Regions from separate parts of the Homo sapiens genome. Here region 2 is linked to region 1. A link is a loop called in an ENCODE intact Hi-C map of the cell type or tissue named here. Cell type or tissue: gastrocnemius medialis. All regions are shown on one strand. Each heading gives the region's core, and the rest is flanking DNA. Links, peaks and the distances in the headings are about the cores only. Region 1 overlaps ZFHX3 (zinc finger homeobox 3). Region 2 has its middle 18 kb from the start of ZFHX3.

Region 1 (15,541 bases), core at 6,876-9,375:
CTTCCTGAAGTTGTCCCTTTTTGTGTGTCTCAATGCCACCACTTACGAAGTCAAGGAGGAGGCCTGCCTGGCACATCCTTCAGTTAAAGGATACTCTATTGGGTTGAGCCGAGTGCCAGACATTGCCACAACCCTAGGAAATGAGTTAGGAAAAAAATGGAAAGCAGAGTCCTCCCACTAGAACAAGCTGAGCTTTGTGCAGAACAGGCTCCAAATATGAAAAGACCATTGTTCCCGGATGGCTTTTTAATTCATGCTCACCACTCACACCCATCAGCTCGCCAAGAAGAGGCGCCTCCTTCCTTCCTTTCACCGCGTGCCCTTCGTCCCTCCCTCCTCTCTCCAGTGCCCTGGGGACAGGTCGAGGGACCCTGGGGGATGGGAGGATGCCGAGCCTGGTGTTGACAGACAGTGGTGCCTGCTCTGTTCTTCTGCCCGGGATACTTACTCGGGTGGGCCCTCCACCTGTTGGAGAGCAGCTCTCTGCATTTCTAGGTTCGGAAGCCAGCCCTGTCCCCATGGGGCTCCGGGAACAAAGCCCAGTGTCAGCCCATTCCAGTCTTTCCTTCAAAACTCTGTGCACACCTTCTCTTGCCTGCAGCCAAAGCGACAAGCCAGAAGTGAACTGTTTTCTGTATGTTTCCATTTTCCCCGGGTTGCCCTGCTCTTAGAGCTGAATCTGGATGGATGAGCCTGCAGAAGCTTTCAGCTTGCCAGTGTCCTCCACTCCACCAGATAGGGCAGGTGCAGCTGCTGAGCGGAGAGAGTGAAGTATGTACTTATGGTGTGAAGAAAATTGACTGATTCAAGAGTTGCTGCCAAAGTGTGTGTGGTCTCGTGGGCTCAGGTGAGACCCCTGCCCACGCTGGCATCGAAGGCTGTCCCATGTCTGACTTGTATCGTGCCCAATAGGATGGGGTCCTGACAGCTCTCAGGATAGATGGGTCACCCCTGAGCCAATCCTGCCCAGATCTGGACTGAGCCTGCGAAGTTTTCTGGTTAGCGGTTGCTGTGAGCATGCCTCCAAAGTTTATGCCCTGTGGACATTTTTCTTCTGCTTATAGTGATTCCCAAGCCTGTGGATTTGTCCTGTGTTTGTTTGTGCCTTAAGATTTTCCAGGTATCCAGGCATGTTGGCTCATGCCTGTAATCCCAGCACTTTGGGAGGCTGAGGTGGGAGGATCACTTGAGGTCAGGAGTTCGAGACCAGCCTGGCCAACATGCGAAACCCTGTATCTACTAAAAATACAAAAATTAGCCGGGTGTGGCGGCATGTGCCTATAATCCCAGCTACTCAGGAGGCTGAGGCAGGAGAATTGCTTGAACCTGGGAACCTGAGAGGCGGAGGTTGCAGTGAGGGAAGATGGTGCCACTGCACTCCAGCCTAGGCGACAGAGCGGGACTTTGTCTCAAAACAAAAAAACAAAAGATTGTGTAGGCACCACCTCAGTTGATTATTCTGTGTAATCTCATGTCTGTAGCGTACATGTGACTAGGGCAGAAATAATTCAGAATAATCTCAGATTAGGTCAAAATGGAAGTCTCCTGTTTAAGAATGAGGAGATGTTTATGTGGCTACTACAGAGTTAACCACATGTCATTGCAAAGACAGTGAGTTTTCAAGTTAAAGGGTTATGAGGATTTTAAATTAAGAAACCCCAGGGGTCTAGTTTAATGGTGGACAAGCCCCAGAGAGACGATCTGATGGACCAGATAAGTTGTACACAATTCTGTGAAAATCTGTTAACTCCAGGCCCGGGCAGCTTAACTTCTTGACATGTCACCCAAATATAATTGTTAATGCCGTGGGAAAGAGTCTTGAGCAGCGGTAAGTTCTGTAAAGTCTGTGAGTGAGAACTACAAGCATGAATTATTACAGTGGGGCCAGATCAGAGTTATGTTTTAGGTTCTCATGATTAGAGGAAGCCAGGGTTTTACATTACTGCAGTATGTGGCCCCTAAGCACCCGAAATGTGGCTGGTTCGCCCTGAGCCATACTGTGAGTGTGGAACACATACCAGTTTTCCCAGGCTTAGTAGGAAAACAAGGGGAAACTGTCTTAATAAAACCTAGATCGATTACGTTTGAAATAATGTGTAGACAGATTCGGTTAAATAAGACATATTACAATGAATTTCACCTGTTTCTTTTTTCCCCTTATTAGTATTATTATTTTTTGAGACAGAGTCTCAGTCTGTTGCCCAGGCTGGAGTGTGGTGGCATGATCTTGGCTCACTACAAACTCTGCCTCCTGGATTCAAGCAATTCTTGTGCCTCAGCCTCCTGAGCAGCTGGGATTACAGGCATGCACCACCACACCTGGTTAATTTTTGTATTTTTAGTAGAGATGGGGTTTCACCATGTTGGCCAGGCTGGTCTCAAACTCCCGACCTCAGGTAATCTGCCTGCCTTGGCCTCCCAAAGTGCTGAGATTATAGGTGTGAGCCACCGCACCTAGCCTTGAATTATTTTTTTGTTTTTATGTTTTCATTTTTGTTGTTTGGACAGGGTCTTGCTTTAAATCACGGGAGTACAGTGGTGCAATCATGGCTCACTGCAGCCTCCACCTCCCAGGCTCAAGCAATTCTCCTATCCCAGCCTCCTGAGTAGCTGGGACCAGAGGTGCACACCATCACACCCAGCTAATTTTTTTCTTTTTTTGTAGAGATAGGCTTTCCCTGTGTTGCCCAGGCTGGTCTTGGAACTCCTGGGCTCAAGCGATCTTGCCGCCTCGGCCTCCCAAAGTGTCAGGATTGCAGCTGTGAGCCACTGCACCAGGCCCCTCCCCTTTTTTAACATGGATACTGGGAAATTTAAAGTTCATAGATAGGTGGTTCCCCTTTTAGATGAAGGATTTACATGAAAGATGGTTAAAGAAGGAAGAGCCATAGATGTGTGGGTTATGATTCTGGCCAGTGAACTTTGTGGAAAGTCAAACCTGGCTCCAGTGGGGAGTGCTGTGAATAAGTCTGGGGGGAGATGATCTGTATTTGCTTTTCAGATTACCCCACCTTAGACAGAACTTTGTCAGATTGTGTCCCACTGGCTGTGATCTGACTGGAAAGTGAGGAGACAGATGTGTAGCGAGAAGACTGAGTCGCTGCCTCCTTGGTGAGGCAGAGGCAATGGGGCTTCACCCTGGGGAACCCTTGAGGGCAAGGGTGGTTACTCAAGACTTGGAACAGCCCTCTTGAGTAAAGAACTCTATTGCTCAACTGTGGGACCTTTAAAGGAAGGCAGCTGTTGCTCAAACAGAGACGTCTGGACCCTCAGAATCCGGTTGTTCAAGTTTCACAGCCCATATGCAAGACAGCACCATTGAATTCTCCAGTGGGATGGAGACCGCCATGATATGCAAGACAGATCTTACCCCGCCAGTGACAGATGGGAGCGATAGAGCAGATTCCCACAGAACCTGTTTGTGAAGCTGCAGGAACACTTGTGCAGTGTGCCCTTATAGAAAAGTTAGATTTCTGTTTGTGATTTCCTTTCTCAGGGTTGGTTTGGGAGGGTCTGTTTTTGAGCCGGGCCCAACGGTTCTCTTTCCGGAGCACCAGGATCTTGCGCTTCTGCCCAGAAGCTGGGTAGCTTTCTTGGCCACACTGAATGTCCAGCCTTACTCTTGGCTTTTACCAGTTTAGGGGTCAAGGGTTGACCATACCAGTTGTCAGTAGTAATACCTAGAGGGCTAGCAAAACGAGGCTGACCTTAAGCTTCTTTTAAGTTTGTCTTTTCTTTGTGATCCTGGATCCGGAGTACTGGTCAGACCAGTCCATATCTGGCTGATTATTATCAACAAAGTAAACTTAACTCTGTGGCCAGAAACAGTCCTTAGCATCCAGCAGCTTAGGTTTACCAGGTGAAACTGCCAGAACTCCGTGGTTGGATTGCACTCAGGGCAGGGCCTGGTAATGCAAGGAGTTGCACAGGCGGGGTTCCCACGCCCCCAGCCCCTCCCCGCCTTGTAGGCTCACAACCAGTTATGGAATTTATCTTGTTATTAGGTTTGTCTCTTTTTGTAGAGAGTTGATGGATAGTTGTTAGCATTTTGGTGCTTAAGGATGTCTGGATAACTGCATGGGTTATAGATTCTAGCCCTTTATTGAGGACCAGCTTCTTGGCTGCTTGGTGCTCTGGCTCTGGGCACACTGGTTTACAGAAGATGAGAAGACACAGTCTCTGCTGATAAGAAAATCATGCTTAGTTGGACTGATCATTGTCCATGCAAATAAGTATCTACACTGAGGGGCTTAGGAGAAGCAAAAGAACGAATTAATTAATTAATTTATTTATTTTATGTTGGAGTCTTGCTCTGTCACCAGGCTGGAGTGCAGTGGCACGAGCTCAGCTCACTCCAATCTCAGCCTCCCAGGTTCAAGTGATTCTTCTGCCTGAGCCTCCTGAGTAGCTGAGATTACAGGTGCCCGCCACCATGCCCGGCTCGTGTGTGTGTGTGTGTGTGTGTGTGTGTTTAGTAGAGACAGGGTTTTACTGTGTTGGCCAGGCTGGTCTGGAACTCCTGACCTCAGGTGATCCACCCGCCTTGGTGTCCCAAAGTGTTGGGATTACAGACGTGAGCCACCGCACCTGGCAGTAAAAGAACGTATGAATATGCCTTCATAATTACCAAGATAGGACAGTGCCTCCTGAGCAGAACATCGAGAAATTCTGGAGCCTAAGGCCCTGGGCAGCTGGAAAATACCGACGTTTATTTGTGTTTTCAATTGGCGCTGTTCTCATATGTGCTCATTTGACCCTCTTAATAATCTTAGAAGTCATTTGGCCAGGCCCAGAGCTTTCCTTTGTTGATGGTGAAACGCTGAGGCCCTGTGAAGTTGCATGATTGGCCCAAGGTCTTGCAGCTAGGGAGTGGCAGGACCCAGCGCGGGGTTTGTGGGCGGATTCCCGTGTTCTTGCTGCACACCATGCCACATCCATGGCTTAAGCCTCTGCAGGAGCTTGGAGAGCTCTGAGGACTGACAGCCTTTGTGTTTCATATTAGGGGAATTTGGGGCCTGGTCTTGGGGAGAGCAATATGACCGCTGTAGTTGTAGTTGTGATCGGAGGGACAAAGAAGGTGTCCATCAGAGAGGTTTGTGCCAGCGGTTTAATTTCCTTTATTTCAGGACTGGAAGTTATTTAAATTACTTTATAGACTTCCTGTTTCCTTCCAAGAGCTCATTAAGTCCGTGCTGAACTGCTTGCTGGGTTGCCATAATGGAGTGCCTGGATCTGCAGTTCCCGTTCCGTCCTCCAGGGCACCCAGATTGGAGAGGCACGGGCGAAGAGTGGAGGGGAAAGTTTGAACAGCTTGTTTATGGTGACCCCTTTAATTGACATGCCATTAGGACTCGACATTTATTATTTTCCTCAAGGATAAAGCGTGCCCTGGACTCTGGACTCTGTAGAATATTTTCTGAAATGTGTTAATTTCACCATCCCATTTTGGAGAAGGGGCAGGCACCTCTCATCTGGCTGTAGGAGTGGGAACCCTGTCTACATTTTTGGTGATTGGAGTGCAGCATTGGACTAAATGGGGCGTTAGGAGCAGATTACGGGGAAGGCTGAGGATTCCCCTGGTGATCAGGAAAACACATTGGTGTAATTGGATTACCTTAACCCTTCATTTAACTTGATGGGAATGCTTTCAAACAGGGGTTCCGGAATATTGCTACAGCTTTTCAACCCTGTCCACAGGCAGCTCTTGAAGAGATGTGCATTTGACTAGATGATTTACCTTGAAACCTGCCAAGAGAATAATTTTAGGAAACACCCCCGCCCCTTGTGCCTCTTTAATTGTTCCGTCAGGAGGAACCTTGGTGCTGAGCACTGGTTCTGTTGAGAAGTGCTAATTAGAAATAATAGCTACAACAAACAAGTGTTAGGAGGCAGCCTAAGTGATGTCAACATCAAGAAGCTGTCATTGGCTCCCTGCAGATGTGCGGGCCAGCTGTGAGGCAGGGGAGCCTGCTGCTCCCTGCCATCCACCTGGGGAAAGGTAGAGGAGGTAGGAGTCGGATAGGCTGCCATAGCCAGGCCCCCTTGGCTCGATGACTTTTGTTCCTTGGTTTGAGGTTCTGTTAATGCACTCTAAGTCCCATTGGTACTCAATATGGACTCAATTTCAGCTGGTCCAGAAAGTCTTGGGGGAATCCCAGAAATGGCACCTGGGGGCTTGGGGAGGGGAAGTCATTCCATCCCAGGAGGCAGACAAGAATCCTTCTGAAGGTGGAAGTAATACAGCGACTTAAATATAACCTGAGCCAGACTTGCATGTCTAAGTGAATGCTGAGTCTTAAATATTCATTTACAATGTTAAAGTCTATAATTTCTTCATAAAGAATTCTAAAATAATAAAGATGACCTGGTAGGCAAAATTCACTTGTATTTTCTAAAAGCTTTTGATAAGGTCCCTTATAAAAGATTAAGAGAGAACAAAACCACAGTGTGGCACAAAGTCCTTGTTGTGGATTAAAAAATGATTAAGTGATAGGGAACAGAAGAATTCTGGTGGAGACCCACTGCTTGTAGCGGGGAGAGGTTAATAGAGGGGTGTCTGAGAAATCTGTCGTCGGGGCTGGAGTTATTAAGTATATTAATTGTTTGGAGAAGGAAATGGAGGGTGAATTAGTGCACTCGGCTGCTGCTACCCTGGTTTTTATAACTGGATTCAACCCAGAGAGTCTCTACAGCCCCGAATGCATTGGGGGATCGGGCAGCACAGTGGCAGAGGAAATGAAGTTTGAAGACGTCTAGGGTGTAATTCAGGTTGGCAGAAAGTCTGGTCCACGTGGGAAAGCTACCATGCCCCCTGAACTTGCCGCCTCTCCTGAGGACAGAGGTTCAGGAGTTATCGTGAGCAAACAGCAGTTCAGTGAAGTGACTTTTTAAGTACAAAACAGATAAAGGAAATTGGAGTGGGGAGTGGTGGGCTTGAAAAATAAAGGGTTTTCTTAGGAAGGATGAAACAGGCGCTGCTGTGCTGTTGGGCATCGCTTGTTGTCCTGTTAGAGTGAGGAGGGATGATTCTTTTCGTCTGACAATGTTCTTTTTTGTGCAGTTTTAGGTATTTTTAGAGTCATGAGGAGGGCAGCTGCTCTATTTGGAAGTGCTCACATCTTTATTTCTCAATGGGGATTTTGCACGTTATTCTGAAACATGTTAATACATGTAGGCAGCTAACGGTAGGGGGGCCTGTGGACAGGTCTGGTGGAATCACCAAATCATAGCAGATGATACTACGGATCTCTTAGCATAGACCACATGGCCTGGCATCTAGAATCTTGTGATGCGAACAGTGGGCCATACAGGGTGCTTGGGTGAGGAGTGATTTTGGTTGAGTGGGTGATAGGAGCAGGCAGCCAGGCTGGCCAGCCAGGCCGGGGGACCTGTCTTCATGTGTCCTGCCTTTTTGCAGTTCTTGTTTTTTTTGTTTGTTTGTTTGAGATGGAGACTAGCTCTGTCACCCAGGCTGGGGTGCAGTGGTGCGATCTCGGCTCACCACAGCCTCCACCTCCCAGGTTCAAGCGATTCTCCTGCCTCAGCCTGGGAGTAGCTGGGATTACAGGCGCCTAGCGCCATGCCCGGCTAATTTTTCTATTTTTAGTAGAGATGGGGTCTCACCATGTTGGCCAGGCTGGTCTCAAACTCCTGACCTCAGGTGATCCACCCGTCTCAGCCTCCCAGAGTGCTAGGATTATAGGCAGGGGCCATCGCGCCTGGCCTTTCTGCAGTTTTTGATGCCCCTCGAAGGCTCTTTGGTGCCTTCCTTCCGCGGCTGGAATGAGTTTCGTGTGCACGGCCATCCACCTTGAGAGGTTGTACCTTTCTGAATGGGCTGTTCCAAGCAAGCCATACATTTCTTTCTTGGTCAGTCTCCTTTATTTGCTAATTTCCTTTTGCTGTCTGTCTCTTTACATGGGTGCCACTTTAATTAAGACCTAGAGAAGTGCTGGCCTCCATGAGAAATGTGGCTGAGTCCCCTCTTTTGGCTGTGAGTAAATGCCTTTGTGTGGGTTGGGATCCCTAGGAGGCACCCCCCTAGGGAATTTTTGCAATCTTGGCCGAGCATAGTTAGAAGCTGCAATTACTACTTGGTTGCTAATTACCCAGCCTCACATTAGATCCGTTTACAGGGAGAGCTTGGAGCCTGTCAGCAAAGGTCAGCCGGAGGTCCTCTCACTAAACAGCCCTCTTGTGATAGCTGTTGGAGGGGAAAGGCATTAATGGGGGAAGGCAGGGAAGCTGGCTCTGGGCTGTAGGATCCTCGCTGTGGGGGATGGGAGAGGCAGAAGTGCTGTTGATGGCTGCAGAGGTCAGAGAGGCTGATAACCCATCTCATAACCTTTCTCAGGAGGCCTGGAGGAAGGCGGAGAAACGCTTTCATTTTGGAGGCTCTGCTCTAGCAAGGAGGGAGATGGATACTTAGAAGAAACTAGGACCTGTGGGTTGGGGACTTTTAATGGTTGACTATGTGAGAAAGATCAGTTCGGCGACAGCCTCTGAGAGTGGAAGAGACCCCTCTGCCCCCAACTCAGGGCATCATTTCTGTTGTTTCTTTGTACTGCCTATACTGTATTATTTGCTTTACATTTTTCTTTTCACGGGATCCTCCGTTATAACCACAAATACCCACCTTAGCATCATCCCGAGCAATTGTGTCTGAGGAATCACAGGCTCGTGCTGGTTGGATTGGCTCAGATAAACATTGACTGGCTAATGACCAGAATGTACAAAGTTCACCCACTCCCACCTGGAACCATCTAGCCCCTGGCCAGTGTTGCGTGGGTGAAACACCCTGAAAAAAGATGATGGAAAAGACACTGGCCTGGAAGTCTGAGTACTTGTGTGTGACCATGGACAAGTCTCTCTGCTTCTCTGAGCCTCAAAAGTGAGAATACGGCCTTTGTTGGATTGCTATGCAAATGACATGAGAACATGTTCTTTGTCTGTATAAATGTTAATAAATATTAATATAAGCATTAATAGCTAACCCCTATTAAGCATCTACTGTGCTAAATACTTCACTGTCTCATTAATCCTTACAACCCTATGGGGTAAAGATGATCCTACACCCATCATATGAGTGATGAACTTGAGGCCCAAAGTCTGTAGCAAATTTGCTGCTGTTAAATGGCCTCTGCGCTGGGATGCCAGCTCAGAGCATATACTCCTAGCCACGACAGCAGTCCCTCTTTATCCTTGGGGAGACATTCCAAGACACTTAGTGGAATGTCTGAGAGGGAGGATAGTATCAAACCCTAGGTAGACTATGTTTTTTTCTCTACCTACATGCCTATGATAAAATTTAATTTATAAATTAGGCACAGTAAGAGATTAACAGTGATAACTAATAATAAAATAGAACAATTAAAACAATATCCTGTAATGACAGTTATGGGAATATGGTCTCTCCTCTCTCTCAGAATATCTTACTGTACTGTAATGTGGGTAACTGAGGTCATGGAAGATGAAGCCTCGGATAAGGGACTGCTATACTATATTATCCTAATGCTATACAGTACATACTATGCTGTGTATAGGACTTCTTTGTCATTAACCCATTTCTCTCTCTTTTTTTTTTTTTAATTTTATTTTTTGAGACAGGGTCTCACTCTGTCACCCAGGCTGGAGTGCAGTGACGCGATCTTGGTTCACTGCAACCTCCGCCTCCCGAGTTTAAGCGATTCTTGTACCTCAGCCTCTCGAGTAGCTGGGATTACAGGCATGTGCCGCCACACCCGGCTAATTTTTGTATTTTAGTAGTGGCAGGGTTTCGCCATGTTGCTCAGGCTGGTCTCGAAGTCCTGGCCTCGAGTGATCCACCTGCCTCGGACTCTCAGAGTACTGGGATTACAGGCATGAGCCACTGCGCCCAGCCATTATTGACCCATTTCAAGGTGTTAGTTTAGTGCTTCTCTGATATCTGCCTGTTGGGTACATTATTAGACAAAAATCGTTTAAAGTGAGGAGAACTGGAAAGAAGAGGGTGCTCAGCTCCTCCAGGGTGGATCCCTTTTAAGATCGCTCAGCAGCTACAGCAAGGTCTTCAGCACTCAGTTCCTGTCTGTTTGTCCCATCCGTGGCTGGGACAGGCCTGGACTTCCCCATAGCTCTCTCCCGCCCGCTTCAAATCAGGGCAAGATCAGTATGTGGTGATGGGGGCCTTGGAGGCAGGGGCACGATGTGTGAGACTGATAACGTTCTTGCAGCCTGAGACATGGGCTTTAGAGCAGTTTCGAAACTCTGTGTTCTCTCTCTTCACAAGTACAATGCGTTTCCCTGGCATTTACAGGCCAGGACCTGGGAGAACGCCGTGTCGTCTTAAACCTCAGAAATTGCCAAGTGACAGTGCCAAGGGACGGGTTTACTGGTTTCCCCTCCATCGGACTGAGTGCAGCTGCCCTTCCCCACCCTCCTGCAGTTAGGGAGGCGTGTCCCTCTTTTGACTGGCTGAGTCAGAAATCAGCCAGGACTTAGCGCTTTTTGATTTGAACAGAAACGGTGGGGGGAAAAAAACCCAAACCTTGTGGTATTTTATAATTCGGGAAAGTTGGTCTAGAGAGGGCCAGCGAATTGGCTGTGGGACCCTGTTAGGGAAAGGTCTGGGCCTCCTGACTCCTGCTTTCTCTTTTCCTGAGCCAGAGGAGCCCCAGGCCTGTGCATGAAACATACTTGACAAAACTAAATTTTTACTGAATTTCCACCCCTTGGGTGCTGACTAACACCACTTCCCCACATATAACTCTGCGTCCGCATAATTAACATATAATTTGATACCTGGAAATTCATGCAGGGTGGAGCTGGAATGGATTACTCAGCTTTTGGCAATTCTTCCTGGGCTGTAGAACTCTGTGTGCTGCATCTTGCTTCTCCTGTTACTGCTAACTCATTTGGCCCATATTCTTCCCACTTATTTCTTCCTTCTGCCCTGGAAAGATGAGTGAAATAAGTATGTGGTATGTTTTTGTCATTGAAGCAACTGAAGGATTGTTGACTTATCCATGTGCACTGTCCACTTACCTAGTATGCGTGTTCTTAGCCTGCTTCTCGCATTGGCTGGTGGAGTTTGATAGTGCCATGGTTTCTTTTTTTTTTTTTTGAGACAGAGTGTCTGTCGCCCAGGCTGGAGTGCAGTGACACAATCTTGGCCCACTGCAACTTCCACCTCCTGGGTTCAAGCAATTCTCCTGCCTCAGCCTCCTGAGTATCTTGGATTACTGTCATGCAGCACCACGCCTGGCTAATATTTGTATTTTTAGTAGAGACAGGGTTTCACCTTGGCCTGGCTGGTCTCAAACTCCTGACCTCAGGTGATCCACCCGCTTCGGCCTCCCAAGGTGCTGGTATTATAGTCATGAACAGCCGCACCTGGCTCTGTTTTAATTTTTTTTTTTTTTTAATTTGAGACAGCGTCTTGCTGTCTTGCCCAGGCCAAGAGTGCAGTGATGTGATCTTGGCTCACCGCAGCCTCAAACTTCTGGGCTAAGTGATCCTCTTGCCTTGGCCTCTCTTAGCTGAGACCACAGGTGTGCACCACCACTTCCTACTAATATTTGTATTTTTTGTAGAGATGGGGTCTCCCTATGTTGTCCAGGCTGGTCTCAAACTCAGGGGCTCCTGTGATCCTCCCACTTTGGCCTCCCAAAGTGCTGGAATTGTAAGTGTGATCTCTGTGCCTAGCCAGTACCGTAGTTTATTTCATTGCCTGCTTCCTCATCAAGATGATGCCATCAGTATTAAAAAATGCAGTCAGTAATTATCAGTGAAGAATAAAGATGAAAAATTATGATGATTTTGCAATTTAAATTTATAGCATATGCTGATGGTTATAAGTTTTGTTGGAGAAATTATTTATTGTGTTGACACATGTATTAATGTGGGGGAATCATGGCTCTTAATGTACATGATACCTGCCTTTATAGATTGAAAGACTGGGTGAACCCTGACCTGTTGCAGGGACCCAGTTAGTGCAATTGAATTCCAATCAGGATCACTTGGAAATGAATCCAGAAATCCGCGTTATTTGAAAAGAAGTGATTTAGAGCAGTGCAGAGGGAAGATTGTATATGGTGTGAGCTCAGAGGAAGGCTGGAGTGAATCCCTTAATCAGAAATGTTTGGCGGGTTCCAGCCTGCATATCGACCCCTCGATGGCCACAGCTTCCTGATCCAGTGGCTGGAGAAGGATCTTGGGTCCGTGTACCAGCTAAGCATGCACCCTTCAGTCAGCTGCAGGAAAGGTGGGAGCGGGAAGAGTAGCTCCGGGACTGGCTGGCTGTTCCCTGCCCTAGACTGTGCTTATGAGCCTTTCAGGTTTTGAGAACTTGACTTTGGAAAGCTTCTAAATTTGTTCCTAGTGGGTTGATGTATTTTGTGGAGGTCAAATTAGAGCTAATGGCCTTAATGGTTTACAGTGCTCCTAAATGGTTCTTAGCACTTATGCAGGCTCGACTGGCCCTGTTGGGCGGGTTTCCAAGTGTGGACCATATTGTTCTTAGGGTATGTTTTTTGCTGAAGTTATTGTTGGGAGGACAGATATGTGCAAGTGAGGTTAAAAGGTAACAGCAGAATTAGCCACATATAATATTAAACTTTCTTTTGGTATCAAATCCAGGGAGGTGTTTGTTAACATGGGCCCCGTGAGCATATGTGAATGAATAGGGCGTCCAGCTTGGAGTTCAGTAGGTGGCGTTTGTCTGTCCTTTGCCACTTTGCCTAGGAGCAGGTGATTCATGAAAGGCAGTCCTAGGGAAGCCTCAGATTCCCTCCGGCCATTCCTGGTTGCCAAATAGTTCCTCTAAGAGCAGGTAGCCAGGTTAAAGGAATCCCTGGTGCATCCCTTCCAGCCATGCTGTGGTATCCATGAGTTCATGGCAAGGTCTTTGGCAAACGAATGATACTCTACATAAAACTGGCTCCAGTGTTCTGATTTCTGTGTGTTTGGGAGTAGGTGGGGCAGAACCAGATGTCTATAAAGGAGCTGCATGTCTGTACTGGTCCACACCATTGAAGCATACATGTGTACACAGGCACAGTGTGGGGGCAATGACCTCCCAGAGCTGCTGGTTGCAGCTGAATGGGAAGAAAATAGGGCAGGTAGAGGTCCCTCTACCTAAACTGAGGTGGCAGTGGCAACGGAGACCAGGAGCACTGGTGAATGATTTCTCCATGCTTTGATCGGGGAGGGTGGGAGGTGGAAGCAGCCTCCACATCATCTTACTTTGGCCTGTCAGCTCTCAAAGTGGTGTCCCTTCAATTGCAAATGTTGTTTTGAAGGCCTAGTGCTGTAGAAGTCTATTACAGGTAAAATATTCTTAGCTGCTATGAGAGTTGAGTGAGGGATGGGTGCTTGCCTTCTAGCTGCTGATGGAATGACTACTGAATTCTCCTTAAAACTTGAGTTCTTTGTTTTGTGTTGAGACAGGATCTCACTTTGTTGCCCAGGCTGGCGTGTAGTGGCTGGATCACAGCTCCCACAACTCACTGCAGCCTCAGCCTCCTGGACTCTGGTGATTCTCCCACCTCAGTCTCCCGAGTAACTGGGGCTACAGGTGCTCGCCACCACACCTTGCTAATTTTTGTGTTTTTCGTAGAGGTGGGGTTTTGTTTTCGTCGTGTTACCCAGGCTGATCTCAAACTCCTGGGCTCAAGCGGTCTGTCTGACTCGGCCTCCAAAAGTTCTGGAATTACAGGTATGAGCCACTGCACCTGGCTGGGTTCTATGTTTTTTCCATTTCACACTCTGAAAACACACCTTCGGTATATTTGCAGAGCCCTGAAGTCCTGGGGCTGCCATCCTTAATCGCAGGACCCAGTGGCTTTCCCCTAAGAGGTCCGAAGAACATGATTATACTACCTGCGAGATGCCTACTTATATTGAAAAATATGTCTGCATTGCAGTTCCTCTTGAACATGAGGTGACAGCATTGGAGACGGTGCCGATAATTCAATAACTTGCGTCTCGAGGAAAACGGTGGTGTCTGTGACCAAGAAGGAGTTAATTTCCACTGCTAATAAAAACTAAATGGGTGCCTTGGGCATGATAGAACTTGGGACCCAAGCCCAGTTCAGCAGCCCAAGTCACAGTTGAGTAGTGTTGGCGGAAATGCATTCTACAATCAGCATTTGACCATGTTCAGTTAGCTTCATGGCCACCAAGTTCTCCAGAGAAGTTTTAATTACAAACCAAGGTGGTGTGGTTTCTTAAATGTGTTAGAACAAATGGATGTCAGCCCAAGGAGCCCTGAGCAGCCCCCCTCCATCGATAAAACCCCATAATTATCACATGGCGGGTCCTAAGGAGGAAATCTGAAGGCCCTGAGTGGCTGTCGGCTGTGCTTCCGTCCTCCCCTTCCTGAAGTTGGGGGCAGGGTGAGGGTGGAGAAGGACAGTCTGTTCTTTAGAGAATCTGAGAGTGAAGCTCCACCCAGGACGGGCCATGGAGTGCCTGTCCCTGGGAAGAACATGTTAACCGCCCAGGGGTGAGGCCTGCTTTTTGGGAGTGGGAGATTGTGGGGAGTTGGCGGGGTGGGGGGTGGTTAAAAATGGAAGACCTTGAAATGGCAAATCTTTATTAGTTTTGTAAACAGCTTTAGGAAGCGCTGGGAGCATCTTGCAGGGACCCTGCAATTATCATAATAAACAGTTTTATCATCTGCTTGGCAATCAATATTGTGGCTTACACTGCTTTAGTATCTCAGTGGTATTGATTACCTTAACAACTGTGCTGCGGTCAGCTTCCATTAACCCCTGCTCTGCCGGCAGAGCCTGTGCCTTCCCTGGTTGGGCGGAAGACTGCTCTGGTCACAGCCCAAGCAAGTGCCAGAATGTGACAGCTGCTAGTGAGTTCAACACAGCTTGTATCTGAGAGCGTCCAGGAGAAGGGAGGGTTTTAACCAGGGAATCTGGAAGCCAGTACAACTTTTTAAAGGCGTCTTTTTGTGTGTGTGGAGACAGTGTATTAAAACAATTATAGCAGTGGGATTTCAACTATGACTCAGGAATTTGAATCTCAAGAGCGAAAATTCCATTTCTTCCCTGCCTTGAGTCTGTCCAGTCCAATGTTGTTCTCAGCTCTGCCTCGCCCTCCCTGGGGAAAAATTGACGTGTGTAGAATTTAATTGAGGACACCCTTATGCAACTGGCTTTCCTGGGACTCCCCTCACATTTGTTTTGTGATCCACATTTGACTTTTACAGAGAAACCACTTATTTGGGGACATCTAGTTCTAGGATTCAGGTTCCCCTGGATGTCTGGAGTTACATAGTTGATCATAAGATGACAGAATGCTGGAGAGAGATGTCGGTGGCGCCTGAGATGATATCAGCCTCACTGGATAGCCCATCTCTGGTGTGGTTCATGTTTACGTTCCCCTTTTCTCCTGATGAGAAGGTGACAAGGACAGTTTAGGAGAGCAGCTGGAGTCCAGTCTCCAGACAAAGCCAGTAGGCAGACCCCATCATTTCGAGATTACGTAGTATTAAGTGACGTTTCTCAGAAACTTGGGACAAGATCTTGCCTGTGGGGGCGTGTTGGTGTTC
Region 2 (15,541 bases), core at 4,306-6,805, 76 kb before region 1:
TCTGTAGTGAAACAAATGGATCTTGTTGCTATTATTTTGGTTTCCGTACAGTTTTACACAAATGCAGGAAACCCACTCAGAGAGCTGAATATGAGGAGCTGGGTGAGGTCACCTCCAACATTGCGCCTGGGACAGGGTCCGCGTGAGGAAGTGAGCCTGAGCCTTCAGCTAGACTCAAAGATGGAGAAAGAACCTCCTTCGTATTATTCTCCAGATACCTCCAAAGTTGAAAGATGCCACAATAAAGGTCATATAATCCTACTGGGTTGGTTGCTTTGTATGATTCTCTCTACCCTCTCTTATATCTTTCCACCACTTGGAGTTTAGTTTGACAAAAACTGATAAGAAGTGAAGAGCACACATTCACTGACAGAGGCATCTCAAACCCACAGCTGGGAGTCGGGAACCTGTGCTTCACCTTACCCTTCCGTACTCATAATTTAGCAGTGGCTCCATAAATGATGAGATATTGAGATGATGAGAATGACATTGAGACTTTCCAGCACTAGTTTTATTTGGAATCAAAAGCCACAACAATAATTTCATTGACCAACGGAGTTATCTACCTAACGATGTCTCAAAACAGCAAGTCCAGGCCGGGCTTGGTGGCTCATGCCTGTAATCCCAGCACTTTGGGAGGCCGAGGCTGGTGGATCAGTTGAGGTTGGGAGTTTGAGACAAGCCTGGCCAACATGGTGAAACCCTGTCTTTACTAAAAATACAAAAATTAGCTGGGCATGGTGGCAGGTGCCTATAATCCCAGCTGCTTGGGAAGCTGAGGCAGGAGAATCACTTGAACCCAGGAGGTGGAGGTTGCAGTGAGCTGAGATCGTGCCCCTGCACTCCAACCTGGGCAAAAGAGTGATACTCTGTCTCAAAAAACAAAACAAACAAAATCCAGCAAGTCCTTGGCCTATGACATTTAGAAGTTTAAAATTAGAACTTGTACAAAATGTTTAAAGCCTGTAGGAAGTTCTAGATTTCCAGCATATCTGAAGAGGATTTAGATCCTGTTGATCCTGGAGAGACATATCTATGACCGACCTCTTCCACCACACCCCTCCCTGCTGTCTTTATACTTTGCTGAAGGAACAGGTCTCTAGAAGGTAGCCTCATAATAACTGGATTCTCTTCTGACTGGCTGCCAGGGCCATTTCAATGGGCATAGTACTAGAAATGTGTCTTAAGTAATAGGAGGCTGGGCACGGTAGCTCACGCCTGTAATCCTAGCACTTTGGGAGGCCGAGGCAAGCAGATTGCCAGAGCTCAGGAGTTTGAGACCAGCCTGGGCAACACAGTGAAACCTCGTCTCTACTAAAATAGAAAAAATTAGCCGGGCATTGTGGTGCATGCCTGTAATCCCAGCTACTTGAGAGGCTAAGGCAGGAGAATCGCTTAAACCCGGGAAATGGAGGTTGCAGTGAGCCGAGATTGTGCCAATGCACTCCAGTCTGGGCACAGAGTGAGACTCCGTCTCAAATAAAAAAAAAAATAGAAAAAGAAAGAAAGAAAGAAATAGGAATGCGCTGGGCACAGTGGCTCATGCCGGTAATCCCAGCACTTTGGAAGACAGAGGTGGGAGGATACTTGAAGCCAGGAGTTCGAGACCAGCCTGGGCAACATAGCAAGACCCTGTCTCTACAAAAAATTTGTAAAACAAATTAGCCTGGCATGGTGGCATGTGCCTGTAGTCCCAGCTACTCAGGAGGCTGAAGTGGGAGGACTGCTTCAGCCCAGGTGTTGGAGGCTGCAATGAGTTATGATCATGCCACTGCACTCCAGCCTGGGTGACAAAGCAAGATTCTGTCTCTAAAAACAAAGAAATAGGAATGAACCCAAACACTGAAGGCAGGTACTATATTAACATTCAGAGTCCCACCTCTAGGTCTTAGTAGGGTCTTCCAATAGGATCCTATATTTTTGATTTTCCTTTTTTTTTTTTTTTTTTGAGACGGAGTTTCACTCTTGTTGCTCAGGCTGAAGTGCAATGGCACGATCTCGGCTCACTGCAACTTCCACCCCCTGGGTTCAAGCGAGTCTCCTGCCTCAGCCTCCTGAGTAGCTGGGATTACAGGCGCCCCCACCACGCCTGGCTAAATTTTGCATTTTTAGTAGCAATGGCGTTTCACTGTGTTGGCCAGGCTGGTCTTGAACTCCTGACCTCCAGTGATCCACCTTCCTCCCAAAGTGTTGGGATTAAAGGCGTGAGCCACCCCACCTGGCCTACATTTCTGATTTTCTATCCAACCCAGTGGTGAACATACCCATCGAAGTACTCATGCCCTCCAGGTAGAATCCCACCTTTCTGAGTGCTGGGGATTATGAATTTACCCCTAAGTAATGACTACTTAATTGTCTCACTCTCATGTGACCCTTCATATCTTCTTCCATGTCCCACTTCCAAGCTAAAAGGGGTATCATCCCACTCAGAACAGCCTAGGGTGGGAGGTGGAAGCAATGGGGCCCATCAGTGTCTGCCTTGTGCCCCTTGGCCTGAGACAGCTGTTCCCTTTGATTCCCAGTGGTGTCACCCTGTGGCCTCACTACCTTGCTGTCCGCTTTCAAAGCAGTTTCCAGGCACACCCTATCTCCACCTTTCTGTGAGAATAAATAAACACTTTGAGGCTCCCATGTCTTTATTAAACATTTCCTCTAAACTGCATGCTCTGGCTCTGTGCCCACGTGCACCAAGAAAGCTGCCCAGGAGCAGCCAAACCCCAGAGCCCTGCCTGCTGGTTCTTCCTATAAATAGGCCTTTGAACAGGCAGGAGGCACCTGCATGGACTGCCACTCCTCCCCTCCTCTCTGCATCCTGGCTTTCCCAGCTCCCCGGGTCTCAGGCTGGGAGGATGCTGAGCAGCCTCCCCAGCCCCTGATAGAATGAGCAGCAGTATCGGCGGCGGCGGCGGCGGCGGCAGCAGCAGCAGCAGCAGCAGAGAAAAGACCAGGAGCGAGTTGCACGTGCTCCCTCCCTCCCTCCCTCCGCTCAAGGCCAGGAGCTGCTGGGACCTGTGGTCTGGCAGTGGGGAAGGCAGGGGAGCCTGGTCAGCAGCAGGGTGGGAAAACGTGGAATGGAGACTAGAAGAAGAGAAGCTGTACATAAATAAAGAAAGAAAGCATGTTTGACCAAACCCCCAACACCGAAATCTCGAAGCTCAGTGGAGCAGGAAATTGAATGGCTGGACTCCGCAGCCTTGCCTGGCCCTCCTCCCCCTACCCCTGGCCCAGAAGACTTTTTAGGCCTCCAGACTTTTTTTTTTTTTTTTAATTTAGAAATCTCAAATCTAGAGAGAAAGAGGAAAGGTGTTTTTAAAAGAGTGAGGGCTCAATGGCCACAGATCTGAAAAAACTGAAAAGCGGGGGGCGGGGGGGAGGGTTGGGGGGCGGGGTAGGGGAGGGAGAAAGAAAAGGGCACCCAGATGTGTGTGTGTGTGTGTGTGTGTGTGTGTGTGTGCGCGCGCGCGCGCGCGCGCGCGCAAGACGGTCTAGGAACCAGCCCGCAAGGGGAAAAGAAAACAAAGGAAAGTGTGACATGAGAAAGACAGAGAAATAAGTGGTGGAAGGCGTGAGTGGTGGGGGAGGGGACCGGGCGCTGGAGAGAGGCAGAGAGGATGGATACCGGAATGCAGGCGGCCTGGGGAGGGAGGGAGGCTCACATGTGCGAGAGAGAGAGAGAGAGAGACAATGATGTCAGCATTTCCTTCTGGATTGGTCACGTGGTCCTTGCCAGGTAAACAGACTGGAAATAGACTCCATAAAGGCAGTGCCTGCCGAGGGAGGGCGGGAGACGAATCCCGCTTCACCCTTTCCTCTCTGCTGCGTCCTCGGCAAGCAGGTTTTCACGTCTGCGACAAGGTGGTCTCAGAGTGGAATTGCATTCTTACAAGTCAAGGAATATGATTCGGAGAGGAAAAGCTATTCGCTTTTATAATTAGCTCAAGGGGTTTGGAAACATTTTGATTAAAAAAAAATAATAGAGGTGGGGACAAATGTGAATCTAAGCTCAGATGCTATGAGTGTCTTGGGCCAGGGATAGCTTATCTTTGTGTCTTCTTTGGAAGGGGCTCAGATGGATCTAGATTAAGGATGAATTGCACGGCCGCAGTTTAGAGTGAAAGGATCAGATGCAATAATTATCAACATTAGGAAACAGAAAATGCTAACAGATTCAATGAGAATACATTAAAAGAGTTTGATACAGTTCAGTGTGTGACCCTGGTGCCCCAGGAAGGAATGGAGACCCCACAACAGAAAAGAAGTTGAAAAAAGGTACAATGACTTTCAAGCAGTGTTCTTTAAAAATGGTATGAAAGGATTCTCAAGCAAAACATGGCAGGAGTTCGGGGCACTTTAAAATGGGAAAGGGACCTCTGGAAACTTTATCTGAAAGCAAACTGAATGAAGCAGGTAATTTTTCCACCTGGAAAGCTCTAGAATCCAAAATGGTAGTGGGAGGAAGAAGTGTATGGATCTTTCTTCAAATGCCTGGAAATAAGGCTTTTGCGTCCATGATGAAATATCTCATTTAGATCACTCTTCGAACAATTTTGGATTGACAGGATATACCATTATGACCAGTTATTTTCTGACCGGGTGGAAATTTGGCCAAAGCCCGTGGGAAGTGGAGTGACCAACTCAGTTTTTCAGAAATGAGTGGGTTCCTAAGATGCAGTTTTAAATGTGGGACAGTCTTAGGTAAACTGGGACCAGTTGGTCACCTTAGTGGGAAGCTAGGAGTCCTAGTCTAGTCTTCATGAATATAATGAGACAATTCACCCCTTCCCCTTCTCTACCCACCAAAAAATAAAACAAAACCACCTTTCATTCTGTTTTTCTCTCATTTCTTATTCTCTCCCTCATTTCTTTTGCTTAATCTTCCCTGATCAGTTTATAGCACTGCATGGCTAATTTGGGTGTGCACGATTCTGTAGACGGACACGTGAGCTGGCAGAATATAGCTAAACTGAACAGTTGGCTTTAGTTGCACCTGGGAAAAAGGAGGGGAAAAAACAAGTGTGCATCATTGCTTCTTCTTTTGCTTCCCCCCTGCCACCCGCTTAACATCCCTTATTGGGGGAGAGGGTGAGAGGCCAGTCAGTATGCACAAGTGTACTTTCAGCCCTCGGGTTAAAAGACAGATATTTGATACCCCTCTCTGTTAACAAAATACGTCACTCTCAAGACTCCCAGCCCAGAGTTATTTTTGCAGCATTATGTAATTGGATTGCCTAGTCAGAAGTACTTCCTTAACAAGGCTTTCAGCAACCTCTCCGTGTGGGCCTGGCCAGTCCTGCCCAGTTACACACACTCATACTTGGGCAGCATCAGTCAGAGTCAACCCAGCCGAGCACGGCGAGGAGTGATCAGCCCATACCACTGGACTGACCACCCTTCCCCCTTGTGCAGTTGCGCCCAAAGGGGTGGTCAGTACCCGCAGTGCGCATGGAGGCCAGAGTTGGTGGACGACCATCAGGTGGCCAAACCTCAATATTGGCAAAGCAGGCATCATCTTTGTTTCAAGGGAGCTGTGGAGCTGCCCCACCCACAGCCTTCCCTACCTTAGGGCCTGCAAGTGGAGCACTCAAGTGACCAGGAGTTCCCAAGGGGCCTGCCTTTGGATGTCTGTCTCTGCCTGCTCTTATTCCCTGTCTACTGGATTTCCTCATATTTTTTCATGAGCAGTTGGTCATCTGATCATCCCTTCCTGTTAGCCCTGCTGACTCACAGAAGTAAGGAACTTGTCTGAGCTTCAGACACAGTCAGAAAATTTACAAAGAAAAACAAAAAGGCCTGGTATGAACTTCCCTAGTATGGCCAGCCGAGGCTGGAAAACCAAGGGGCACACCAGGCAATTGTTACATGGGTTCCAACCCTGTAATCCTAGGATTTTGTTGATATTTCTCTATTGCATTGTCCCTTTTGGCCTTTTTCCCTTTAGTGAATAACATGGGGGACCATGCCCATCAGTGACTTGTCTCTTAGTCTTGAATCTAGCCCTGAATCCATACAAAACCAGAGCACCCTTCCGGGAATATTTTTATTTCCTGCGCCTCAGCCCATCTGCCCTACACATCTATCTTTTCTCATCCCTTGGGTCCCCTGATTCTACTGACCTTGATGAGAGGCAACTGGTGTAATAGAAATAGCTTTAAAGCCTGACAGGCCCAGGTTCAAATTCAAGCTGAGCCACTTAATAGCTGTGTGACCTTAAGTGAGTGACTTAACCTCTCTGAATCTGGTATTCCTCATCTATAAGATGGGACTAATAATACCAGTTTCCCAGGGTTGCTGGGAGAACTGAATGCAATTATTTGGAAAGTGCCTGGCAGGGAGCTAAGGCAAGGTAGGTGCTCAGCAAATGTGGGCTCTCTAGGGAGGTAGGAAAAGAGCCACCTTCCCTTGCTCCTGAGAGCTGAACTGCATTCTCTTTACCATCTATCTCCTACTGGAATATACTTTTTAGGGGTGCTAAATTGAACCTTACCATCATTTGGTGGTGGGTTGGGGGAGGGGCCCTTGGTCCGTGGAATAGAGACTCCCTTGGCTATTCCTTTGGGGGAAGCTTTCCACCTGACAATCCCCCGCCTGCCTCCTTACAGCCAGCGTCTCTCTGCAGACCCCTCCAAGGCTGGGCACTAAATTCAGTGTATTAGCCTTGGTTTTATCTGTGCCAAGCTGCAGGGGCCACTGAGTGCTCTGTGCAAAGGGACAAGGGATGAATGCAGTTTCTCCAAAGTGTCCACCTGTGTGAACCGTGCATCTTTGTTGCAAAGGTGGGTCCATTCCAACTGCACAGCAGGAACTAGTTGGGACCCACAGGGCAGGATCCCAGGGACAAACTGAGGTCTCAACCAGCCACAGGCAAAATAATGGGGGAGACCAGGAAGGAGAGGTTCCCTGAAGATGAGGGGCAGGGACAAGCCAGCACCCAGGGGCTCCTTCGCTGAAGTTCACAAATGCCAAGAGCCGTGATGTGAACTGTACCTGGAGGGGCCAGGCTGGGGTGGAGGAGCGCCCGTGGCAGCGCGCACCACTGTTCCAGTTGGCAGGAAGCCCTTCCCTGAAGACTGTAAGTTTAACCTTTAGCATTCAACTGTCGGGGCTTAAGTGTCGTTATGAGCAATTCTTCCTGCTGCAGCGTTCCCAGGCTGCGGAAAGAGGGGTCGGCTCAAATCTGCCCGCTTTCTTTTTTCTTCCCAGACAGAATGAGAGGGAGGGAGACGTGCAGCACCAAACACGCAGGCACAGGCACCCCTCCAGACGGCCCTTCGCTAACTCCACACACCCACTCCCGCCTCCTTGGCGGGCCCGGTTTCTGGTCTGCCTTGGAGGCGAGCAGGGCCCCGGGGGTTCTCCACTCCCAGCTCTTGCACCTGGGGCTGAGGGGTGCAGAGGCGCCTTCCCTCCCCAGGCCTTGGCTGGAAGGGGCTCCTGGGGACATAGGGGTCCAGCGTCCTCCTGCAGTTGGGTTCAGGGTCCCCATCTCAGTGCTCTCACCTCCGTATCCCGCGGGGCTGGGGGGAGGAGGGCGCATCTGTGGCCCTAAAGAGACTAGGCAGCCCGGCGAGAACGGCGGAAAGAGAAGGGAACCACCAGCAGTCCCGGGTGCGGAGTTAGGGTGACGGGGAGGCAGGCACGGGGCCTGGGCGGCGTGGGCCCTGGGCGCGAGGTGCGCCCCTCGCCGCGCCCTCTCCTTTCCAGACCACTGCTGGGGCGGTCCCCCGGGCCTCGTGGCTTTTCTGGGCATCCGCAGGGGCATAATGGGGTGATCGAATTGCTCCGCCCGGGCCTGTTTCCCCGCCCATCCGAGGGGCCGTTGGGCCATGCCCTACGTGCACCTGTGAGGGGCGCCTGGGTCCCAGTGCGGCGACTCTGCACTGGCCTAAGCGCCTCAGCCGGTGTCTCCGGGGAGCCGGAGGGCCCGAGGCTTCCTCCCGGGAGTCCAGAGCCCGCAGGAAAAAAAAGGGTCCCGAAATGGAGATGGGTGTGCCGGGCATTAGGGACGCGCACGCTGGCTCCGTGAACTGGGATCAGCATCTCGGGGCAACTGTCGAATTCTCAATGATAAGGTTTTGGGAACGAGAGGCGGGGAGGGAAGGGGCCTGCGCTATACAACATCCAGCGCAGAGGGACGGAAGAGCAGACACGAGAAGGGCGCGTCTCACGCCCGGGCCTGAGGAAACTGGCGTCGAATGTCCCTGCAGCCCGCTGAGCTCTGGAATTAAACAGGGAGGCGGCTGAGAGGGCGCGCCCCGAGTCCACAGGGGACCAGTGCCCTGCCCGCAGCCTTGACACAGGCTGGGCCCTAGGCCACCCCACGGGTAGCCCGGCTAGCCAGAGCCCCAGTCAGTGCGCTCCAGGCCCAGTGTGCGCCGGACTCCTGCCGGCCGTGGGGCCACGCCCTGCCCTGCACTCACCAGCCTTAACCAAGTACGGGCTCCAAATTTCGTGTCATGAGCGCACGGGAAGATCGGATTCGCATTTTTCTCTATTTCTGAGAATGGGAAACCAACGAATCGGAAATTTTTTGCCTTGGAAAAATATCTGTTCGATGTCGTTTGTTGCTTAAATTGTCTTTGGAATTTTTTTTCAACTTTATTTGAAAAAGAGAAAGTTGATGCGCTCCCCAAACCCTGTTTCTCTTTAAACCGTCCCTTTAGACGTGCAGCCGGTTATCGCAGATGTTTTCTGGGGCGAAGAGAGCAAAATGGAATGGGAGGGAGGACGAGGACTGGGAATCTCTCATTTTAAATCCCATTACTGGCTTTGGGGAGACACACACACGCACACACACACACACACACACACACACACACACACACACACCAGGAAAAGCTAGTTCGTCCCCCACTGATTTCCTTCATTTCAAAGATTTCCCTCGCCCCCTTAAATCACAAAATTATGGCGCTAGGTATTCCTCAAGAAAAAAAAAAACCCTCACGTTTATTCAGAATATGTACACGGCATAGGTTCCTTTTTACATTTCTCAGCAAAAAATAAAAGGGATGGGGGTGGTGGGTAAGAGGCACTCAATTCCCTGGCCATTAAATAAGCCATGCCTGCAAGAAATGCAAGCATGGGGTGGGGTGGGGGGATTGTTCAGCCGCGCATCCCTCCGTTATCGCACGCCTGCGTGTCTGCGTGTCAACAATGCACGTGCCACCGTGGGCACCGTCTCCCGGCGCTGGCCCAGGAGGGCTATGTGCAGATGGGAGCCAGGTCTCAGTTGCCCACTCACAGCCCTGCTCCCAAGCCCGCCGCCCGCCCATCGCAGGGTTTCCTTTTTTCCTGGCTCCGGCTGGCAAGCAAGAAGTCTCTACCATTCCCCCAAGTTATGCCCTTGGAAATCCCTAAAGCGAACACAGCCCGACCGAGGGTCTCTTGCCCTCAAGTTGTTCACTTTGTTGCGCTGTGATGAAGTTAGTTCTCTCTCTTCTTCACTCGCCCCAGGCTTTACATGTGGTGCAAACTTCTAGTACCTACCAGGTCACCAAAAGGGAAGTCAGGCGCTAGCCAGCGGTGCAGGCGGTGTGGAACCCGGGAGAGCCACCGGCTCCGCGCCTCCTGCCCCAAGGTTGGATTTCAGATTTCCATTGCAAAGAAGCTGAGGAAACTGGGAATCTGACTCAAACCCTGGAACTGACTAATTGCCCTGCATTTTCACAATGCGCCATGTATTCAAAATGAAGGGCAGGCTTTATCATTTGGAACTCTTTCAAGGATCCGGGCGCTCCAAGTTTGGGGCTCATTCTTTAAAGGTTTTACTTCTGAGAAACAGGAAAAAAGAAAGAATGAAACATACCCACAATCCATGTACTGGAGATGACACTCAAGAGTAGGTTGTGGTCTCTTTTGAATCGGGAGTTCAAAAGAAAAAAAAAAAAGGCTTGTTCCCTCCCCCTTGCCCCAGGGATGAAACCTCTCTAGATTTGAGCGGCCAATTTGGTTTGATTTCCGCGGTTTGGAGGCTCTGGCAGGGTTAGGGGCGGCAGGGCTCAGAAGACAGACCTCAGCTGCCTTCTAGACCAGCTGGTCTGCTCTTGGCCCTGGAAGCAGAAGCTAAAATCGGGGTGATTCACCCTCACCCTGGTAGCTGGAGTGAGAGTCAGGGGAGGGCGTCGCGGAACCTCCCTGGCCGCGCCCCACACTCCCTGTCCGTGTACTTCCCGGCTCATCTCCTTATCTTCTCACCGCACCCCCCACCTGCCTCCTGCCCCCCAGGGATCTAGTTCCCTTTTCTCTCTGTCATTTCGAGCCAGTTTTCTTTTCCCACCAAAAAACTCCTTTTTCTTGGAGTAACTTTCCGAAAGAGCTGTCGTCCTAAATGCCATCCTCGTGGAGTTGGATTTGGGAAGCTCGTTCTCAATTAAAGCGCCTTTTGTGGGCACGGTGCGCATCCCTACAGCCCCCAGAACGTCACCTGGGCGCGGGGACCCTCAACCTGGCGGGCCGGACACTGAACCATAACAAAAGGGGACTTCAGACCCTCTGCTCTTTTCCAGTGAAAAAACCCTAGAAACACATCTGAATTTGGTTTTTGGTTACCTTTCAGGTGTAAAAATTTATTTTGACCAAAGTATTCCCCAGTCCGCCTGAGTTGGGGGAAAGCAAGATCCTGAGAAAGAATACAGGCACAAAGCAAGAAGCTGCATGTAGTGGGCACCACTGTGTACATCCCCTCACGACTGTGGGGACTGTGACAGGAGTCTGAGGGTCTAGCACCAACATTCAAACGGCCTAGTCCTGCCAGGGGGACCCCTGGTTTTCGTAAACGGGGAGGGGGGGTGATTTTTACTCAGACTCAGCTACTCACTGTCTGGCGCATTGAGAGCAAACTTTTGAGATCTGGTGGTTGAGGCTCAGGGCACAGTGGCTTAACCTTAGGGCAGAGCCTTGGATGGAGCGATTCCGGACGCTCAGAAGAAGCGCACCCCGCATCTCTACCAGAAAAGGGAACTGTCCGATTTGTCTGGGGGTCAGGGAGTGGACCGGGGCGATGGGGGTGTCGGATGGATGGAGCCCACGTGCTGCGCCTGGCTGCCACTCTCTAGTTTCTCCCTCCCTATCTCATCTTCTGCCATTTCCAGAGGCAGGAGAAAGGTGATCTCGGACTTGACCCCTAAATCACAGCTGCCGGTGGCTGCACCTCGCTCCAGGATGAGAGCAGCCCCTTCCCCGGGCTCGGGCAGCTTAACCCTTTCCTCCCCGCGCGCGCAGAGGCCGCCGGTGGCGGCGCCTCTGACCCCGGCACTGCGAGCAGCCCGCCTCCTCCGCGCGGCACCTTGGATCCCGTGCAGAGACCACAAAAGGACGAGGCTGCCGGGCGCTGCAAGCCTGGGGCACGGGCCGGCTGGCCCGGAGCGCTGCCGAGGAGCCCGAAGAAGAGCCGGAGTTAGCGGAACGAAGAGGGATGTTTAGATCATGTTAACTACCCAGACAGATGCACTTCGGCATGTCTGCATTTATGGAATCCATATGTTGTGGCAAATGAAAGGACTGCAACACGTACATACAATAGACTTAGAATAACAATACACATTCGAAAAGGGACTCGCACATTCTTCACCCTCCAACCCCTTCCTTAGATCTAGCTCTGGAGTTGTACGGAGAGGCGTCCTTTCAACCTCTCCTGCCTCCACACGGGGTTTTCTTTTTTCTTCCTTTTTTTTTTTTGCTTCTGTGTCCCCAATCTCCCTGCAGAAGAAAACCCAGGGCCCAGAGCTAGGCTTTTTCCAAGTGAGATCTCCTAAGACCCCTTCATCCTCCTTGCCCCTTAAGATGGCCCATTGCCTCTTTAGCCTTTGGACCAAATAATAGCTGCTCACATTGCAACCCCATATTCTGATAATTGCAGGGAAGCAGATTCTTACTCAAATTCACCATTCACATCTTCATCATTAAATCAACCTTTTTATGTTATATTTGCAAAGAAGTGGCTTCAAACAGATCTGGAAACACAAGCCCCCAGTGAGCGAGCACTCACACAGCTCTGCCCAGTACCTGAATTTATGTACACCTTGTATATCTGTGTGCACAGATATATTCACATACTCACACAAATGCAAAGACATCTGAAGTCATTCAAATGTATATTTATGTACCCCTTTATGCATATATTTTTGTGTTTTTATATCTATATCCATTTGAGTGAGAGCTAGAGAAATGTACACAGCAATGCAATATTTAGCCTACATTCCACTTTCCCTCCTAATGTAAATGTCTTAAAAACAGGTTGGTCTAAAATTTTCTGCCCTCTTGCCAGCTAAATGAAAGATTTAGATTCTGAATTTCTTGTTTCCTTTTTTTTTTCTCATTTTGTACGTAAAATAATCCATATAGATGCTGGATTATCGTCTAAGCATTATTCAATCATACAAGCTTGGTACCTCTCCTCCTTATAACGAATTCACTCAGTAAAATTAGCATAAGTATTTACCAGATTAAGCTGACATTTTCCTATATTGTAACATGAAATACATTTATATCCAGAATTTCCTCCAAATAGCTTATACTAAAGGAAATACTGACTTCCTCCGCACCGTTTTATATAAGAAACAAGCTGCAAGTTCACTTCTAGTACTATTTACATTTTAAAAGAAAATAAATACATAGTATTTAAGTGATTTTTCAAGATCTACAAAGAGGAATTTAATTCTACCACATCTTTAAAAAAATAAACAGCTTTATGAAGATTCGTGAAGACAGATAAAAAGGAAGTGAATATATTCCTGAGGGTCTGAACAATTTTCCTTACCTGATGTATTATGGAAAAATTCAGAATTTACCAGTCTTCCTTCAGTCAGCTACATTTTACACTGACCTGCCCTTTGGACTGAAAGGGAAAAAAAAAAGATTAACTGTTGCCATTGAAAAATTTAAAATAATAATCAGAAACCGGACAAACTGAAGGTAAAAATATACAATGGCTACAATAAAGATAAATATTTATTTAATCACAGTAGAGGTTGTGTTTGGACTGTAGGAATGTTTCATCCTTCCCTTAAAAAAAAAAAAAAAAAAAGGCAAGAAAGAAAAAAGCTAGAATCTTTGCAGGCTCCTAGAGAGTTCCCCATTGTCCAGGGCTATCGAGAGCCCAGAATGGCATTAACCTCACAAAAGACACATTGTGCAGGGGACAAAAAAAAGCCCCTTCTTCTACAATAACTTTTAGCTTTTTTATTTTTAGAAAATGACAAAGGTTTTGCAAGCACTGACTGGTGAAACCTGTAGCAAGCCAGGCTGGACTTGGCTTTATTGATCAGCTGTCCTGCATGGAAAAGCAGCCAGAAAAAGTTTGAATGGCAACCCAGATTTGGCTCACAGAGAGGAAACCCCTGATTTTTCTAAATGTATTTTCTTCCCCCGCCCCCCGTAAATAAAATAGCATTATTCCCAGAGTGAATTCAGAAGGATTAGATGAGGTAACCCTGCAAAATCCTAAACCGGTTTTTTTCTCTCTAGTCTTGACTAAGAAGCTGCATGTTCTTAAGAGCATTGGAAAATCTCTCAAAATGAAGAATTACTTTCTAATCAAACAGATTTCCTGATTAATTCCCAAATTCCTTCTAAAATAAATAATCTGGTAGGCTAGGGCAACATTTTTTCCCAAGAAAAATAAGTTTTAGCAAGCTATCTGGTGTTACAGGGTTTACTAATAATGCCTTCAAAAACATAAATGTTGTTTTTACATTTGCAGATTACTTAAAGTGCTGATTGCATTTTATTTTATTCCAGACATTGTAATTTCAATGGTATTAGTTCATATTTAGAACTTACATAAATACAACTTGTCATTTTTAAAAAATCTATTGCAGTAGCAGTGACGCTGAGGCTAGGATTTGAAAGGGGGGGGAAGAGACAGAGAAGAGGGGGGAGAGAGAGAGAGAGAGACAGACAGACACTGACTCTTGTTCTTCCTGCGTTTGTTTGCTTGCTTTTTGGAGGTACCGTGCACCAGCCTAAGTGATGGCTTTGATGTACTGGGAATCGGTACAGTAGTAGGGTCCCTCGCTGCTGTCTTTGATTCCAGGGATCTCCTTTGGGCTCTAGTGGGATGTACCGCTCCTAGTCTTTATCTGAAATCCATCCTCTCATTTCAAGCCCTTTGGCTTCGTGACTGTGCTCCAAACTCTTGGAGGTAGCTGTAAGGCTTTTTTTTTTTTTTTTTTTGGCATTAGGGAAGGGGTATGTAATTTCCCCTTTCTACACCCTAGGCCTTTCCTCTATATTTAAATATATTGGCTTTCTCTCTTATGAATTCAGTCTGAAATTATTTTTCACTGCCTTTATTACATCCCTGCTTTTGATGGCAAAATAGCTTCCTGTGTTTTGAAAACATCTGCTTTCCAGGTTTCACACGAGAAAATTGATTTTACTTTTCTCTTAAGTCCAGAAAGGTAGAAAGTTGGACTTGTTTCCAAGTGCAACTTTTCCTTTTCTTGTCTTTCCTGAAGTTATCCCCTTTCAGTTCTGATTCACTTTCTCCCTTTTATTTCTTCTAATCACCCCTCCTCTCTTCCTCTCTCCTTCTAAAGAACCAGAGAAGACCGATTGCGTCTTATTTCAGAACACAAAATTAACATATATTTTTTGTCTAGTCTATGGTATGTGTTAAAGTTTTCTCCATATTTTCTTCATTCGTCCTCTGATTTGGGGGGAGGTAATTTTCCTTCAGTTAAAAAATCTCAGATTTGCAATTTAAAGTGGTCTCTATTCGAAGTCTCTGCTCTTTCACTTAAACCTTTACTCTAAGCTGTCCCCCTCCACTAATGCCCCCATTCTTTGGAGATGCTCTTTTCCTAGTTAATTTAAACATTGCTGCGTTTGCTTAGAGAGAGAGAGAGAGAGAGAGAGAGAGAGAGAGAGAGAAAGGGGAAAATAATAAGAAAGAAAAGAGAAGGGGGGGAAGAAGAAAGGAAAAAAAAAATCTTAAAAAGATTCTTAGCCAGGTTCCTATTGTTGCTCCTATGCATTCCACTTCTCGGTGTGTGTGTGCGTGTGTGTGTGTGTGTGTGTGTGTGCGCGCGCTCGTGTGTGTGTCGTGTGTGTGTGTGTGTGTGTTTTTAATACATGCATAAACTTTTGGAGCCTCTCTCCCTCTTCTAGGCTCTTCTCCCATCCTCTCTTCCTGCTCTCCTTGCCCTGCTCATCACTTTCCCCTGTTTTTTTTTTTTTTTCCTCCCTTCCTCCCCTCTGCCTCCCTCCACCTCCCCCTTTTCTTTTTTGCTGAATCTTATTGATCCAGAAGGTGGCTAATTAGCCCTTCCCGTCGTGCCTGGGTAATGAAGCACATGCGCACTGAATTAATCACAGCCATTTTTTGCAGGAAACTAATTAGCAGAATAAAGATCCAAAGACTTTTTTTTCTTTTCACTCATCAGCTCCCACTTCCAGCGCGTCCCCTCCGACCGCTGCAGCCGCCACCGCCGCCGCCTCCTCCTCCTCCTCCTCCCGGCCGCAGCCGCCGCCGCCGCCTGCTTTGCATCCCAATTACAGCCTAGAGCCGCTGCCGCCGCCGCCGCCGCTTCTCTTCCGTGGCCCC

What was found. Hi-C counts contacts between places; a loop is a spot of excess contacts. Peaks named below come from ENCODE experiments on the same cell type or tissue, not always from the same donor. Only the 100,000 strongest peaks of a DNase experiment are listed, where the experiment ranks them.
Region 2: it touches region 1 in a loop (3-fold over the local background); 12 of 110 quality-filtered maps call a loop at or near these places.

What each region holds. Positions count from the first base shown.
Region 1 is chr16:72,985,038-73,000,578 of GRCh38, reverse strand. The region is part of intron 1 of ZFHX3 (zinc finger homeobox 3); the gene reads left to right. Among named protein-coding and RNA genes, the nearest start is that of ZFHX3, 55 kb to the left of the region's middle. In gastrocnemius medialis, for the core only: no CTCF peak of the experiment used is centred there; a DNase peak (open chromatin) is centred at 8,178; H3K27ac peaks cover 2,500 bases.
Region 2 is chr16:73,058,852-73,074,392 of GRCh38, reverse strand. It overlaps a transcript of ZFHX3 not described here. Among named protein-coding and RNA genes, the nearest start is that of ZFHX3, 18 kb to the right of the region's middle. RefSeq lists an enhancer at 9,320-9,941 and a silencer at 15,516-15,541. In gastrocnemius medialis, for the core only: no CTCF peak of the experiment used is centred there; DNase peaks (open chromatin) are centred at 5,282 and 5,612; H3K4me3 peaks cover 1,002 bases; H3K27ac peaks cover 2,500 bases.